Linked DNA regions of Homo sapiens: region 2 is linked to region 1. A link is an interaction called in ENCODE POLR2A ChIA-PET data of the cell type or tissue named here. Cell type or tissue: Panc1. All regions are shown on one strand. Links, peaks and the distances in the headings refer to the core of each region. The heading gives the core; the rest is flanking DNA.

Region 1 (6,211 bases), core at 1,212-6,211:
TGGGATTGCATTTCCTGGAGGCTGTTTTGGAGACAACTCACAGACTTCGAGAATTCTCCGTGGCCCTGAACAGTGTCTCTGAAGTTGCCCTCGTGTCTTGCCTGACGTGTGCTCCTTCAGGCCCACAAAGAGAAGCCCTGCGTTGTGGACAAACAGTCTGGGGACCTATGGACGAGACGTCTGTCTTCGACTAATGCATATTTTTTAAGTGGGCCTGGTCCACGTTGATTTCTGGGAGACGGAGTCGGCGCAAACCTTGACTCTACTTAAGTGCCCTGATGGAGGCAGCCCGTGCGCTGGGCAGGGAGCTGAAGCCACTGGGGTGTGGGGTGAGGTCAGGCCCTGCCCTACAGAGGAGCTGCTCCGAACAGCCCAGGCGGGGCAGCCCCTGACCGAGGGGATCTGCAGATGCCCCGCCAGGCCGGTATCTGGGGTCCTTGTTGCAGGCAGCGACTGCTGAGTCATGCTGAGCTCAGCGCGGGAAGGGGCCCCCGCGGGGACGGATGGGGGTGGGGCCACTCGCTGACCTCATCCCCTTGGCACTCCCCGACTTTTTTGGTGGGACCCTCAGAACTAGACCTGGCTCAGACCCAAATCGGGCCCCCTACCCCAAGGTCCCCCCTTGTTGGAAGCCGGCTGTGTGCTTTGTCTCCGTGTCTTTTTGGTTCCCATAATTTTTTTTTTTCTGGGATCCTGCCTGTGGCCATATTGTCCCCTCACTCTGGGTGGTGGCTCAGTGTACACTCATTGATCCTCTGCCCCTCTCTCTCCCCTGACTTGGGGTCTCTGGGAAGAGTCCATGGAGGAGGGGCAGCCGTCCAAAGCACCCCGTTGACTGTGGGGCCCGAGTTACTCATTTACCAAATGTCATACCTCAGCCCAGAGACCTTTAGTCGGCCGAGAGGGGCCTTGGGGCCCATAGGTGGAGGGAGAGGAGGGGCTGAGAGAGACAGGATCTGAAGACCATAGAGAACGTGGGGTGGGGAGACAGAGGCCCAGAGAAAAAGAGACTCAGACAGAGACCCTGAGAGAGAGGGGGACAGAGACCCAGAGAGAGGGGAAAACAGACCCGGAGACAGAGGGGTACAGAGACCCTGAGAGAGAGGGGAGGGGGACAGACCTAGAGAGAGGAGGGCAGAGACCCAGAGGGAGGGGAAAAGAGACCCAGAGAGAGGGGGGGACAGAGGTGGGGGGGGACAGAGGCAGGGAGGTACAGAGACCCAGGGGTGGGGGGGATAGAGACCCAGAGGGACCCGGCGGGAGGGGACAGAAATCCAGAGTGGGGGACAGAGATCCAGAGAGAGGTGGGGACAGAGATCCAGAGAAGGGGGTACAGAGACCCAGAGAGAGGGGGGACAGGGACTCAGAGAGAAGGGGACAGAGACTAGGGAGGACTGAGACCTGGGGGGGCGGGGACAGGGACCCGGGGGCGGGGGACAGAGACCGGGGAGAGGGAAAGAGACCCAGAGAGAGGGGAGGTACAGAGACCCAAGAGAGAGTGACAGCCAGAGAGAGGACAGAGACCCAGAGAGAGGGAGACAGAAACTCAGGGTCGGGGGACAGACCCAGAGAGAGATGGGGGGCCAGAGATCCAGAGGGGGGGACAGAGACCCAGAGAGAGGGGGCCAGAGGTCTGGGTGCCAGGGGTGGAAAGAGGCCCAGAGAAAGAGGGCCAAAGGTGGGGTGGGAACAGAGGCTCGGAAAGCAAAGACCCAGAGCATGGGGACAGAGACCCAGAGATGGGAGGGGGTAAAGACCCAGAGGGGGGTGCCAGAGACCCTGTGACTGAGAACCCACATCCTCTAGCCCCCTTGTCTTCGCTCCGCCTGTGTCTAAGGTCACTGGGCCTCTGAGCTCAGCACCTTCTTCCGGCAGTTCCTCTCCAGGGGGGCCCCACCCAGCTGTGGGGCCAGACCAGGTTCCTCCTCCTCTGCCCTGCCCTCCAGCCTCTCAGTCGCCAGCCAGGTCCCTTCCTCTCTGTCCTCAGCCCAGCTCAGGAGGCCTCTCCCGTGGGCCCTCGCCCTGGTGTCCTCAGCCTGCCACCCTCCAGCGACCTCACCACCAGGCTCCAGAGCCCTTCCTGCTCCTCTGGTCCTCCCATCCCTCCTCCCCCCACTCCCATTCTCCAGCTCGGTAAAGGTATGGCCTCCTGAGGTCCCACGTGTGACACGCCAGGCTGTGGTCCCCGGGCCGAGGAGGCTTGCTCTGCAGCCGGCCGTGCTGTTCTTCCCTTACCCACACGCCTGCTTGGGCCTCACAGGCCGCTGCCTCTGTCCCGCACAGATCATCCTGGGCTGCGACAGATGTACCACCTATCACCCTCGTTTCCCGTGAGCTCCCTTTTCCTTTCCCGTGAGCTCCCTTCTTTTCCTTTCCCGTGAGCTCCTGCAGGTCAGGCCCAGGACCAACTCATCCCTAACCCACAGACCCCACAGGGCACCCCAGAAAAAGATGTCAAGTGAGTGCAGAGAGCCCCACGTCCCTGAGTGGCCCAAGCAGGTATCTCTAGGCCAGCAGACGGCGGGCCCGGCGTGGGGCAGCGGACAGGGCCTGCTCTCCTGACGTGCCGGGGAGCGGGGCAGAGGCCCAGTGACTCAGATGCCGAAGTGTGTCCCGAAGGAGGTTTATTACCCCCTCAAGACCACTCTTCCCCACACCCCCCAATAATTACAAAAGTAAGAAAAATGCCCACGTCCCCCAATCCCCACCCCTCCCAGAAAAATGCCATAATTTATGGAGGAAAAACACAGTCCAAGGCAGCTGGGGGCCTCAGCCCATCTTCTTCCAGATGGTGAGTGAGGCGGTGAGCACTCCCGCCACAAAGATGGTCACGGTCTGCCACGTGGGCGTCCCAAAGTAGGAGAGGAGGCCGTCCTGGAGACAGGGACATCAGTCGCTTCAGTGACTCGGCCAGGGGCAGCCCCTGGGCAGGCAGAGGCGGGATCAGGGACGGAGGAGGCCAGAAGGCAGGATTGCGGGCAGGGGACTGAGATGAACGGGCATTAAAGAGCTGGACTCAGGCCAGGCATGGTGGCTCACACCTGTAATCCCAGCACTTTGAGAGGCTGAGGCGGGAGGATCGCTTGAGGCCAGGAGTTCGAGACCAACCTGGGCAACATAGCGAGACCCCTTCTCAGTGGGGAAAAAAAAAAAAAGGAAAGAGCTAGGGTCAGAGGGTCATCAATGAACTTGAGCAATTCCAGAGGCAGTGGAGGCTCCAGGGAGGGCAGAAGGCACTAATCAAGTCAAGGTCACAGTGAGGTCAGGGGTCACTGGGAGGTCAGCAGGGTAGATGAATCGGGGATTGATCAGACACGTAAGGAAAACGCATTATAGACCACATCTGATGATCTGAAGATGGGGAGAGGGCACCACTGTGACCTGCTCCAGAAGGCCCAGGGTCCCAGAGGAGTGGCGGGGGGCAGGGACGGTGGGGCAGGGGCGGTGGTGAGGGCGCGGTGGTGGGGGTGAGGAGGCTTGAGGAGTCTCACCCAACCACCCTGGTCTTGGATCCAGCCCAACAGCCGCTCCCGGAGGAAGTCCAATGTCCAGCCCATGATGGTTCTGATCAGTTCCGGCACCTTGGTGCACAGGGCCTGTGGGGAGTGGAGTGGGCGTTAGGGACTGAACCTTGTCCCCACTGCCTGGAGATAGTGGCCCCAAACCTCCTTTGTCAATTCTTTGCCTCCCCTCAAAGATTTCTGCCACCCACAATTGAAGTCGGCTTCAAAAATTGTAAACATGGCCAGGTGCGGCGGCTCATGCCTGTAATCCCAGCACTTTGGGAGGCCAAGGCAGGCGGATCACTTGAGGTCGGGAGTTCAAGACCAGCCTGACCAATACGGAGTAATGCCATCTCTACTAAAAATACAAAATTAGCCGGGCGTGGTGGCACATGCCTGTAATCCCAGCTACTTGGGAGTCTGAGGCAGGAGAATTGCTTGAACCCGGGAGGCGGAGGTTGCAGTGAGCCGAGGTTGCGCCATTGCACTCCAGCCTGGGCAACAAGAGCAAAACTCCATCTCAAAATAAATAAATACAAAAATTAGCTGGGTGTGGTGGCAGGCACCTGTAATCCCAGCTCCTTGGGATGCTGAGGCAGGTGAATCGCTTGAACCCAGGAGGCAGAGGTTGCAGTGAGCCCAGATCACGCCATTTCACGCCAGCCTGGACAATAGAGCAAGAATCCGTCTCAAAAAATAAATAAATAAAAAAAATAAAATTGTAAACAAGATAATGTTACTCTCAACTGCCCCACCCCTGAGCCTTCTGTGGCTCCCCAGTACCCTCAGGATGAAGACCCGAAGGCACAGTGCAGCCCACAAGCCCTGTGTGCAGGCTTTGGCCTGACCTCACTCCACCTTTCCACTTCCTGTTTTGTGCCTCGCTGAGCTGCTTCCATTTTTTTTTTTTAAGATGGAGTCTTGCTCTGACACCCAGGATGGAGTGCAGTGGCGCAATCTCGGCTCACTGAAAGCTTTGCCTTCTGGGTTCAAGCAATTCTCCTGCCCCAGCCTCCCAAAGGGTTGGGATTACAGGTGCCTGCCAACATGCCTGGCTAATTTTTTTTTTTTTTTTTGAGATAGAGTTTTGATCTTGTTGCCCAGGCTGGAGTACAATAGTGCAGTCTCGGCTCATTGCAACCTCCGCCTCCCAGATTTAAGTGATCCTCCTGCCTGAGCCTCCTAAGCAGCTGGTATTACAGGCATCCGCCACCACACCGGGCTATTTTTTTTTTTTTTTTTGAATTTTTAGTGCAGACAAGGTTTCACCATGTTGGTCAGGCTGGTCTCAAACTCCTGGCCTTAGGTGATCCGCATGCCTCAGCCTCCCAAAGTGCCGGGATTACAGGTGTGAGCCACCATGCCCAGCCCCATTTTTTTTTTTTTTTTTAATTTTTTAAATTCCCATCAAATTCTTCCTGCCTCGGGACTTCTTCATGTACTCCTGTTTCCGCCTAAACAGGCCTCGACGAAGCAAATTCTTACCCTTCAGCTCTCAGGGCAAATGTCACTTCCCCAGAGAGGACTTTTCTTTTTTTTTTTTTTTTTTTTTTGAGACGGAGTCTCACTCTGTCGCTCCAGGCTGGAGTGCAGTGGTGCAATCTCAGCTCACTGCAAACTCCGCCTCCCAGTTCACGCCATTCTTCTGCCTCAGCCTCCCGAGTAGCTGGGACTACAAGTGCCCACCACCATGCCCGGCTAATTTTTTGTATTTTTAGTAGAGACGGGGTTTCACCATGTTAGCCAGGATGGTCTCGATCTCCTGACCTCATGATCCCCCTGCCTCGGCCTCCCAAAGTGCTGGGATTACAGGCGTGAGCCACCACGCCCAGCCAGAGAGGACTTTTCTGGACCAGAGAAGATCAACCCCTGACCATGGACCCCGACCTGCTCTCCCAACTCCCAAGACTTCTCCTGCAGCCTTTATCTGGCCACTTCTATTCTATCATCCCCGCTCTGTAGGTGGTGCCACCATCACCTGCACTGCTATTCCCCTCATCTCGGACGTTCAGGCCCCATCAGCTCAATCTTGAAAACACATCAAGAAATATCCCTCTCAGCTGAGCACGGTGGCTCACGCCTGTAATCCCAGCACTTTGGGAGACCGAGGCAGGCGGATCACCTGAGGTAAGGAGTTCGAGACCAGCCTGGCCAACATGGTGAAACCCCATCTCTACTAAAAATGCAAAAATTAGCTGGGTGTGGTGGCGGACGCCTGTAATCCCAAGCTACTCGGGAGACTGAGGCAAGAGAATCGCTTAAACCCAGGAGGTGGAGGTTGCAGTGAGCTGAGATCGCGCCACTGCACTCCAGCCTGGGTGCAACCGAGAGAGACTCCGTCTCAGGAAAAAAAAAAAAGAAAGAAAGAAAGAAATATCCCTCCCATTTGCTGGTGTGGTGGGGAGAGCCTGTAATCCCAGCTTCTCAGGAGGCTGAGGTAGAATTGCTTGAACCCAGGAGGTGGAGACTGCAGTGAGCCAAGGTCATGCCACTGCATTCCAGCCTTGGTAACAGAGCGAGACCCTGTATCAAAAAAAAAAAAAAAAAAAAAAAAAAATCTTCCAAAAAGAAATATCCCTCCCTGTTGGAGACCAGCCTGGACAACATAGCGAGACCCCGTCTCTATAGAAAAAGACTAATGCAACAGTTAGTGGGGCGTGGTGGCATGCTCCTGTAGTCTCAGCTACTCTGGAGACTGAGGCGAGAGA
Region 2 (8,660 bases), core at 412-5,411, 220 kb before region 1:
GTAAAGTGGCTCACGACTATAATCCCAGCACGTTGGGAGGCTGAAGTGAAACCACCTTTGCAAAAATGATAACTGAGAAAATTATGACAATGAAAGAAATCAGACCTAACCGACTCCATCTTGCTTCTAACCCTTAAGCTGTCCTCGCTCATTCCTGGGCATAGGCTGAACTAACTTTGGGAAGGAATTCTGTTCATGGTTTGACTCTGAAACGAAATTGATAATAGCCCTTTCCCCAAAGACCCCCATCTTGCCTGGGGACCAGTCTACCTTTGCAGGACTAACAAATTAGCTACAAGATTAGAAATTAAGTTTAGGGGTCACGCAGCCTCTGGCTCCCCCAATTGCTCCTGGGGATAACATCATTACTGTAACACCTAAGATGAGTGCTTGAGATAGTTTGCAGACCCTGCACTGGATGGATCAGCTGACACCACCCAGACTGTAGTCTGGCTCAACCAGTTCTGCCATCCCACCCAGGAACAGAAAACAGCAAGAAAAACCTCACTTCCAACCCCTGTGATTCCATCTCCAACCTGACCAATCAGCACTCCCCACTTCCCAAGCCTCTACCCACCAAATTATCTTTAAAAGCTCTGATCCCTGAATCCTCGAGGAGACTGATTTGAGTGATAATAAAACTGAGGTCTCCCGCACAGCCGGCTCTGCGCGAATTACTCTTTCTCCATTACACTTTCCTTGTTTTGATAAATCGGCTCTGTCTAGGCAGCGGGCAACGTGAACCCATTGGGTGGTTACAAATGAGGAGGATTGCTTGAGCCCAGGAATTCAAGACCAGCCAGGCAACATGGTGAGACTCCATCTCTACAAAATTTTTTTTTTTTTAGTTAGCCAGGCGTGGTGGTCTGCTTCTGTAGTCCCAGCTACTAGGGAAGCTGAGGTAGGAGGATCGAATGAGCCCAGTAGGTTGAGGCTGCAGTGAGCCATGATCATGCCACTGCACTCCAGCCTGGATGACTGAGGAAGACCCTGTCTCTAACAATGAAATTTTTAAAAGCCCTTGGAGAGGTGACCAAAAATGCCAGTGTAGGGAACTTCAAAACTTTATCCCTCCACAAAAGCAATCAATAGCTATCAAAAGTTGTCAGAATCAACTTTTCTAGAATTCTGGAATCTAATCGAAAACTTATAAAAAAAAAAAAACAAGAAAATGCTTAATGAAGAGACCACTAAATTTCAGTAAGAGGGTACTGTGACATTTTAACCTACCCACTTACTACCCCCAGCTCCCCAGTTCAGTGGCAACCTTGAAGACAAAGACACACATTCCTGGTGTGGGTCGCTAGTACTAGAGGGAGCAATTCAGACTTACCCTCCAGAATTGTGGTTGTGTGTGTGGCCCTATCTGGTGGCTCCCTGAAGCAACAGCTCAAGGACTTGACTTTGCTTCACCTGCCTTAGAGCTTTCCCCAGAGAAAAAGTGGCTTTCCAGGCAGTGTGTGTTAAAATCTTTTTTTTTTTTTTTGAGACGGAGTTTCACTCTTGTTGCCCAGGCTGGAGTGCAATGCTGCAATCTCAGCCCACCACAACCTCTGCCTCCGAGGTTCAAGCAATTCTCCTGCCTCAGCCTCCCGAGTAGCTGGAATTACAGATATGCGCCACCATGCCAGGCTAATTTTTTGTGCTTTTAGTAGAGATAGGGTTTCTCCATGTTGGTCAGGCTGGTCTCGAACTCCTGACCTCAGGCGATCCACCTGCCTCGGCCTCCCAAAGTGCTGGGATTACAGGTGTGAGCCACTGCACCCGGCCTGTTAAAATCTTTTAAAGGCAAATGAATTAACCACATCCATCTGAGGCAAGGACTCACAGTAGAGGCAGTAATAGATACACTAAGCATCTTGGGAAGAAAGAGGCCATGAAAGGAAATACTTGGAGGGAATAAGGGCTTTGAAAGTCTTCCTTGTGTACCAGGAAATCCAGACGGCTAGATGCATGACTAGGGCTAGAGGCGTGCTCAGAAAATACCAGAGAAAACCTGAAGCTCTTACATCTGGCTGAACTTTAGGCTCTGCACAAGCAGGAAGTGAAGACTAAAGCAGAACTGTAAACAGCTTGGCTAAGTATTGAAAGACTGCTTCAATATACAGCCACGGTGGGCGTCGCTCATGCCTCTAATCCCAGCACTTATAGGGAGTTTCTTGTTATATTTGCTTCTGTGGTTCTAGGCATTTAAGGATATCTCTGTCAAGTCACCAGCAGACCACTAAGCTAACAGAAGAGGGGCTTCCATGGCCACACATGCAAAGAATACAGACTTTCCAAAAAAGGTTTAGAGAAGTCACTAAACAGGGTGGGCGCGGTGGCTCACGCCTGTAATCCTAACACTTTGGGAGGCCAAGGTGGGTGGATCACCTGAGGTCAGGAGTTTGAGACCAGCCTGGCTAACATGGTGAAACCCCGTCTCTATGAAAAATACAAAAATTAGCTGGGTGTGGTGGCACACACCTGTAATCCCAGCTACTTGGGAGGCTGAGGCAGGAGAATCACTTAAACCTGGGAGGTGGAGCTTGCAGTGAGCCGAGATTGCACCACTGTACTCTAGCCTGGGCCACAGAGTGAGACTCCATCCCCCCTCCCCCCAAAAAAAAGAAAAAGAAAAAAGAAAAGTCACTAAACAAACAACAATGACCCACAATGAGCAGCAGCCACAACAAACCCTGGAGGGAGGGCATAAGCTGATTTCCAGAGTTGCCACATTATCATATTCAAAATGTTCCACTTTTCAACCAAAAATTATGAGGCATGCAAAGAAACAAGACAATATGGTTCATATACTGGAAAAAAAAGAAATTAATAGAGACCAGGCATGGTGGCTCACACCTGTAATCCCAGCACTTTGGGAGGCCCAGGCAGGAGGATTGCTTGAGCCCAAGAATTCAAGACCAACCTGGGCAACATAGTAAGACCCCATCTCTGCAAATTTTTTAAAATTAGCTTGGCATGTGGCTGGTAGACCCAACTACTCAGGAGGCTGAGGTGGGAGGATTGCTTGAGTCCAAGAAGTCAAGGTTGCAGTGAACTTTGGTCAAACCACTGCAGTCCAGTCTGAGTGACAGAATGAGACTCTGTCTCAACAACAACAACAAGAACAACAAATAAATAAATAAAAGAAAAGAAATGAAATGAATAGAAATGAGTAGGAAAAAAATAAATGAATAGAAACTATCCCTGAGGAAACTCAGACACTGAACTTACTAGCAAAGGCTTTAAATAAATTGTCTTAAATATGCTCGAAGAGCTAAAGGAAATCATGAAAAAAGAACTAAAGGGAGCCAGGAAAAAGATGTCTCACCACCTAGAGAATAAGAATACAGAGATAGAGGCAGGGTTTCCTGAAACTGGGTTAATTCTTTATAGAAATGTGAACACTGAATTTATTTTTTTAAAAATAAAAATTAAAAAAAAAAGAAAAAAACACAGAAAACATCTTATCTGTATATAGGTCTTGAGTGAAGTGGCTGCTTTTTTTTCTGCTTTTTGTAGAAGAGATTGAGAATGGTACTGTAATCAAAAATAAAGTTTTGTAGTGGGACCAGGAAAAAAAAAAGACAGACTACAGAGGCCGGGCGCAGTGGCTCACGCCTGTAATCCCAGCACTTTGGGAGGCCGAGGAGGGCAGATCACGAGGTCAGGAGATCGCAACCATCCTGGCTAACACAGTGAAACCCTGTCTCTAAAAAAATACAAAAAAATTAGCTGGGCGTGGTGGCGGGCACCTGTAGTCCCAGCTACTTGGGAGGCTGAGGCAGGAGAATGGCGTGGAGGCAGGAGAATGGCGTGAACCCAGGAGGCAGAGCTTGCAGTGAGCGGAGATTGAGCCACTGCACTCCAGCCTGGGCGACTGAGCGAGACTCTGTCTCAAAAAAAAAAAAAAAAAAAAAAAAAAGACTACAGAGACAGAAATGAACCAAATAGAAACTCTGAAGCTAAAAAGCACAATAACTGAAATATAAAAACCACTAGAGGGACTCAACAGTAGATTCATAAAAAAGGCAAAATAAAGATCAGTGAATTTGAAGCTAAGTACATTGAGATTATCCAGCCTGAGGAGAAAAAAGAAAAACAAATGAAGGAAAATAAGCAGAGCCTAAGGGACTTGCGAGACACCATACAGAATATTAATACATACATAATGAGAGTCCAAAAGGAAAAGAGAGACAGAAAGGGAAAGAAATAATATTTGAAGATATAATGTCCTAAAAACTTCCAAAATGTGATGAAAGACAAAAGTCTACACATCCAGGAAGCTCAAGGAACTCCAAGTAAAAGAAATTCACAGGCCAAGCACAGTGGCTCACGCCTGTAATCCCAGCACTTCGGGAGGCCAAGGCAGACAGATCACAAGGTCAGGAGATCAAGACCACGGTGAAACCCCATCTCTACTAAAAATACAAAAAATTAGCTGGGCGTGGTGGCGGGCGCCTGTAGTCCCAGCTACTCGGGAGGCTGAGGCAGGAGAATGGCATGAACCCAGAAGGTGGAGCTTGCAGTGAGCCGAGATCATGCCACTGCACTCCAGCCTGGGCAACAGAGCAGGACTCCATCTCAAAAAAAAAAAAAAAAGAAAAAGAAAAAGAAATTCACAGAGATCCACACTGAGATATATTATCAAAGGCCAAAACAAAGAGAGAATCTTGGCCAGGCACGGTGGCACATGCCTGTAATCCCAGCATTTTGGGAAGCCGAGGCGGGTGGATCACTTGAGGTCAGGAGTCCAGCCTGGCCAACATGGTGAAACCCCATCTCTACTAAAACAAAACAAAACAAAACAAAAATTAGCCAGGCGTGGGGGCAGGTGCCTGTAATCCCAGCTACTCCGGAGGCTGAGGCAGGAGAATTACTTGAACCCGGGAGACTGAGGGTGCAGTAAGCCAAGATTGCGCCACTGCACTGCAGCCTGGGCGACAGAGCGAGACTCTGTCTCAAAAAATAAACACATAAAATAATGCATGATGTGAGAGAGAGAAAAGAAAGAGGAAGCAGTTGGAGGCATATATCAGCGACGGAGGATGGGGCGCCTGTCAGGTGACGTCAGGGGTCGGGGAATTGTATGGTAATTGTTTCGGGAACACTGGCATCCAGTGGCCTAAAGGACAGGGATGCAGGAGCGCCAAGTCAGCACTCACCATCTCCCAGAAGTACATGGCCATCTGTGCCCTGTTCAGCAACAGTGCCCAAAGAAGCAGGTCGCTCCAGGGGGCCTGCCCGAGGCCAGCATCCAGCGAGAGCGGCGAGGTGGCCTTGTCCGAGAGCAGATACATCTGCCAGCAAAAGGAGGGGTGGTGAGGACCAGCCCCTCCCCAACACTGGCCACCACCAGCCCTGCCTCTGGTTTGGCCACGCCCCATCCCTGATGTAATCCCGCCCCCAGGTCCTTCCCGCGCGGGGGGGCCCCCCAGCTTTGCCCGGTCCTTACGCTCTCCCCGAAGCCCTGGCCTGGGTGAGGGTCCCAGGCGCCCCCGGAGGGGTACCTCGGCGCGCACATCTTCCCCAGCAGCATCCTCAGCACATGCCCCACGTCAGGGGGCCGGAGCTCCGCAGCTCCCCCTTTTAGGGCTGGGGCTTTGGTGCCTGCGCTGTGGGACGCCTGGTCCAAAAGGTTGCGGATGAGCGAGTTGGAGGGCGCCGCGCTGTAGAGTTGGGCCAGGCGCATCGGGGTCAGGAAGTGGCCCAGGCTGAGGCCGTGGGAAATGAGCAAGCGCACGAACTCAGGCCGGTCATTCAGCAGGGCGTCCATGAGGGAAGCTTCGAGATGGAAGGACTGGCAGGGTGGGATGAATAGGGGAAGAGATTAGCTCAAAGGTTAAGGACAAGAGATGGGCAAGGGTATGAGGGACGGATGGATGGATGGATGGATGGATGGATGGATGGATGGATGGATGGATGGGTGGATGGATGGATGAATGGATAGGTAGATGGATGGATGGACAGATGGATGGATGGGCAGATGGATGGATGGATGGATGGATGGATGGATGGATGGACAGAGGGATGGATGGATGGACAGAGGGATGGATGGATGGACAGAGGGATGGATGGATGAACGGATAGGTAGATGGATGGATGGACAGATGAATGGATGGACAGATGGATGGATGGATAGATGGATGGATGGATGGATGAATGGATAGGTAGATGGATGGATGTATGGATGAATGGATAGGTAGATGGATGGATGGACAGATGAATGGATGGATGGATGAATGGACAGATGGATGGATGGATGGATGGATGGATGGATGGACAGATGGATGGATGGATGGATGGATGGATGGATGGATAAATGGATGGATGGACAAATGGATGGATGGATGGATAAGTAGATGGATGAATGAATGGATGAATGGATAGATGGAGGTACAGGGTGGATGGATGGATAGACAGATGGATGGGTGGGGAGAGAGGAAACAAGATGGGGCAGATGGACAGAGATGGATGGACAATTAAGGGAAGGCTGGACAGGCCATAATGGAAGGCAGGGTTGAGGGGCGTCTAAGAAGGCAGAGAGGCCGGGTGCGGTGGCTCATGCCTGTAACCCCAGCACTTTGGGAGCCTGAGGCGGGCGGATCACAAGGTCAGGAGATCGAGACCATCCTGGCTAACATAGTGAAACCCCGTCTCTACTAAAAATACAAAAAAATTAGCTGGGTGTGGTGGCGGGCGCCTGTAGTCCCAGCTACTCGGGAGGCTGAGGCAGGAGAATGGCGTGAACCCAGGTGGCGGAGCTTGCAGTGAGCTGGGATCACACCTCTGCACTCCAGGCTGGGTGACAGAGTGAGACTCCGTCAAAAAAAAAAAAAAAAAAAAAGAAGGCAGAGAGGGAGGACAGCACAGTCCCTTTGTCAGTATGCCCAACCCCCAGGCCCTGACCCCTCACCCGCCATTGGATGTCCCCCCGAAAGAGTTCACTCTGGGCAATGTCCACGCGGTTCCAAGCCACAGCCAAACGCAGCTCATCCAGGTAGGCTGAGGCCTCCGAGCTCCCACAGGCTGGAAGGATTAGAGGGAGAGGGGACAAGAAGTCAGGGGAGGAGGGACATCTGCTGAATGTCTATTTTGCCTCTATTTTGCATGTCTGACTTTTAAACTCTGCATAAAGGGGTTGCTACTGGGCAGAGTGTGGGGGTCTTAAAGCAGTCAGGCTATCATAGGCATAAGGTCATTTGGCTCAGGGCCAGAGCACAGACCACTGGTTTACAGCCCCCAAGAAGAAACAAAAGGAATCACTTATTCATTTAATATTTATTGAGGTATGTTATGGACCAAGCAGTGGGAGGGATGGAGAGAGAAATCAGATACAGTTCCTACCCTGAAGAAGCTGGTTCTATTGGGGGAAATATGTCCCCCCAACACATAACTACCCTCAGGGTGCTTGGTGCCCTCAGAGGTAGGCATATAATATGATTAGGATGGATGGATGGACAGATAGAAGGATGGATGGATGGGATGGATAAATGGATGGATGAAAGGATAAAGAGATGGATGAATGAACGGATGGATGGATAGATGGATGTACAGGGTGGATAGATGGATAGATGGACAGACGGATGGATGGGGAGAGAGGAAACAAGATGGGGCAGACGGACAATCAGAGATGGATGGGCGATTAAAGGGAAGGCTGGACAGGCCATAATGGAAGGCAGGGTGGAGGGGTGTCTAAGGAGGCATCTATAGGCATATAATATGATTAGGGCCCAGAGGAGGATATGGTCACAGAGGTATAGAGTGGCCCAAGAGAGCTCCCAGAGAATGGGTGTTGAGGTAGCACTTTGAAAGACCACCAGGACTGGGAGGTATGCCCCTAAGGTGCGAAAAGGGCGTTCAAAGCAGCAGGCACAGCAGAAGCAAAGGCCCGGGTGCAACACACACACACACACACACACACACACACACACACACACACACACACAGCAGATGATGACAAACGTGAGTCACTCTGATTTCTGAAACTTGGGGTATATTGTGAAGGGAAAGAGGTGACAACAGCAGAAAATGAGAACAGGAGAGGGACTCCGAGAGACCCTGGAGGTCACTGAAACAGCAAGAGAGAACCAGAAACCCTTAAAAATTTGATCCAGCTATGTAGTGGATCCAAACATGTGCAGTCAACAGGGGCATGAAAAGTCCTGAAGGGCATTTGTCGTGACATGGAGTTAGGTTTCCTTCTGCCTCCACTTGCTCCATATCTATCTCCAAAACAAATTCATCTCATTTTGGTTGCTCCAAAAACTGGTACCACAGAAAGAGATAATCTCATGTAGTGGAGGTGAGCAATAGGCTCTGGGGCAGGCAGACGTGGGTTCCAGTCCCCGGTCCACCAGTACCAACTGAGTGACTTCAGGCAAGCCATTGAACCTTGGGAGCCTCAGTTTCCTCATCTATTAAATGGGAAATAGTGGCACCCCCTTCATAGCACTGTAATCAATTACAGTAACTGTGGGAAGAAGTTCCACGCTGTGGCGACACTACAGCTTGGCCAGTGTAACCTCCAAGGCTGTGCTTGAGGAAACAGAGGCCCAGAAAGGCAGTAACATGTCTAGGACCTCATGGCTTTCTGTGCTCTTTCAAAACCCAGACGTCCATTCAGAGCGGACTTTTCCACGACTTTCTACGATTCTATGAAGCTCTCCTACTTTCCC

Evidence for each region. ChIA-PET counts read pairs that join two places held together with the same protein. Peaks named below come from ENCODE experiments on the same cell type or tissue, not always from the same donor. Only the 100,000 strongest peaks of a DNase experiment are listed, where the experiment ranks them.
Region 2: POLR2A ChIA-PET joins it to region 1 with 12 read pairs; 5 of 35 experiments call an interaction of 5 or more read pairs at or near these places.

The regions. Positions count from the first base shown.
Region 1 is chr19:48,958,195-48,964,405 of GRCh38, reverse strand. It overlaps BAX (BCL2 associated X, apoptosis regulator), which reads right to left. Exons shown (of 6, transcript NM_138761.4): 5 at 3,492-3,596; 6 at 2,608-2,874. The coding sequence ends at 2,770. Among named protein-coding and RNA genes, the nearest start is that of FTL, 4.0 kb to the left of the region's middle. RefSeq lists an enhancer at 407-516, cis regulatory regions at 198-698, 1,638-2,158 and a silencer at 2,038-2,207. In Panc1, for the core only: no CTCF peak of the experiment used is centred there; no DNase peak of the experiment used is centred there; H3K27ac peaks cover 1,223 bases.
Region 2 is chr19:49,179,700-49,188,359 of GRCh38, reverse strand. It overlaps TRPM4 (transient receptor potential cation channel subfamily M member 4), which reads right to left. Exons shown (of 25, transcript NM_017636.4): 10 at 6,899-7,011; 11 at 5,438-5,782; 12 at 5,148-5,282. Among named protein-coding and RNA genes, the nearest start is that of TRPM4, 26 kb to the right of the region's middle. In Panc1, for the core only: no CTCF peak of the experiment used is centred there; no DNase peak of the experiment used is centred there.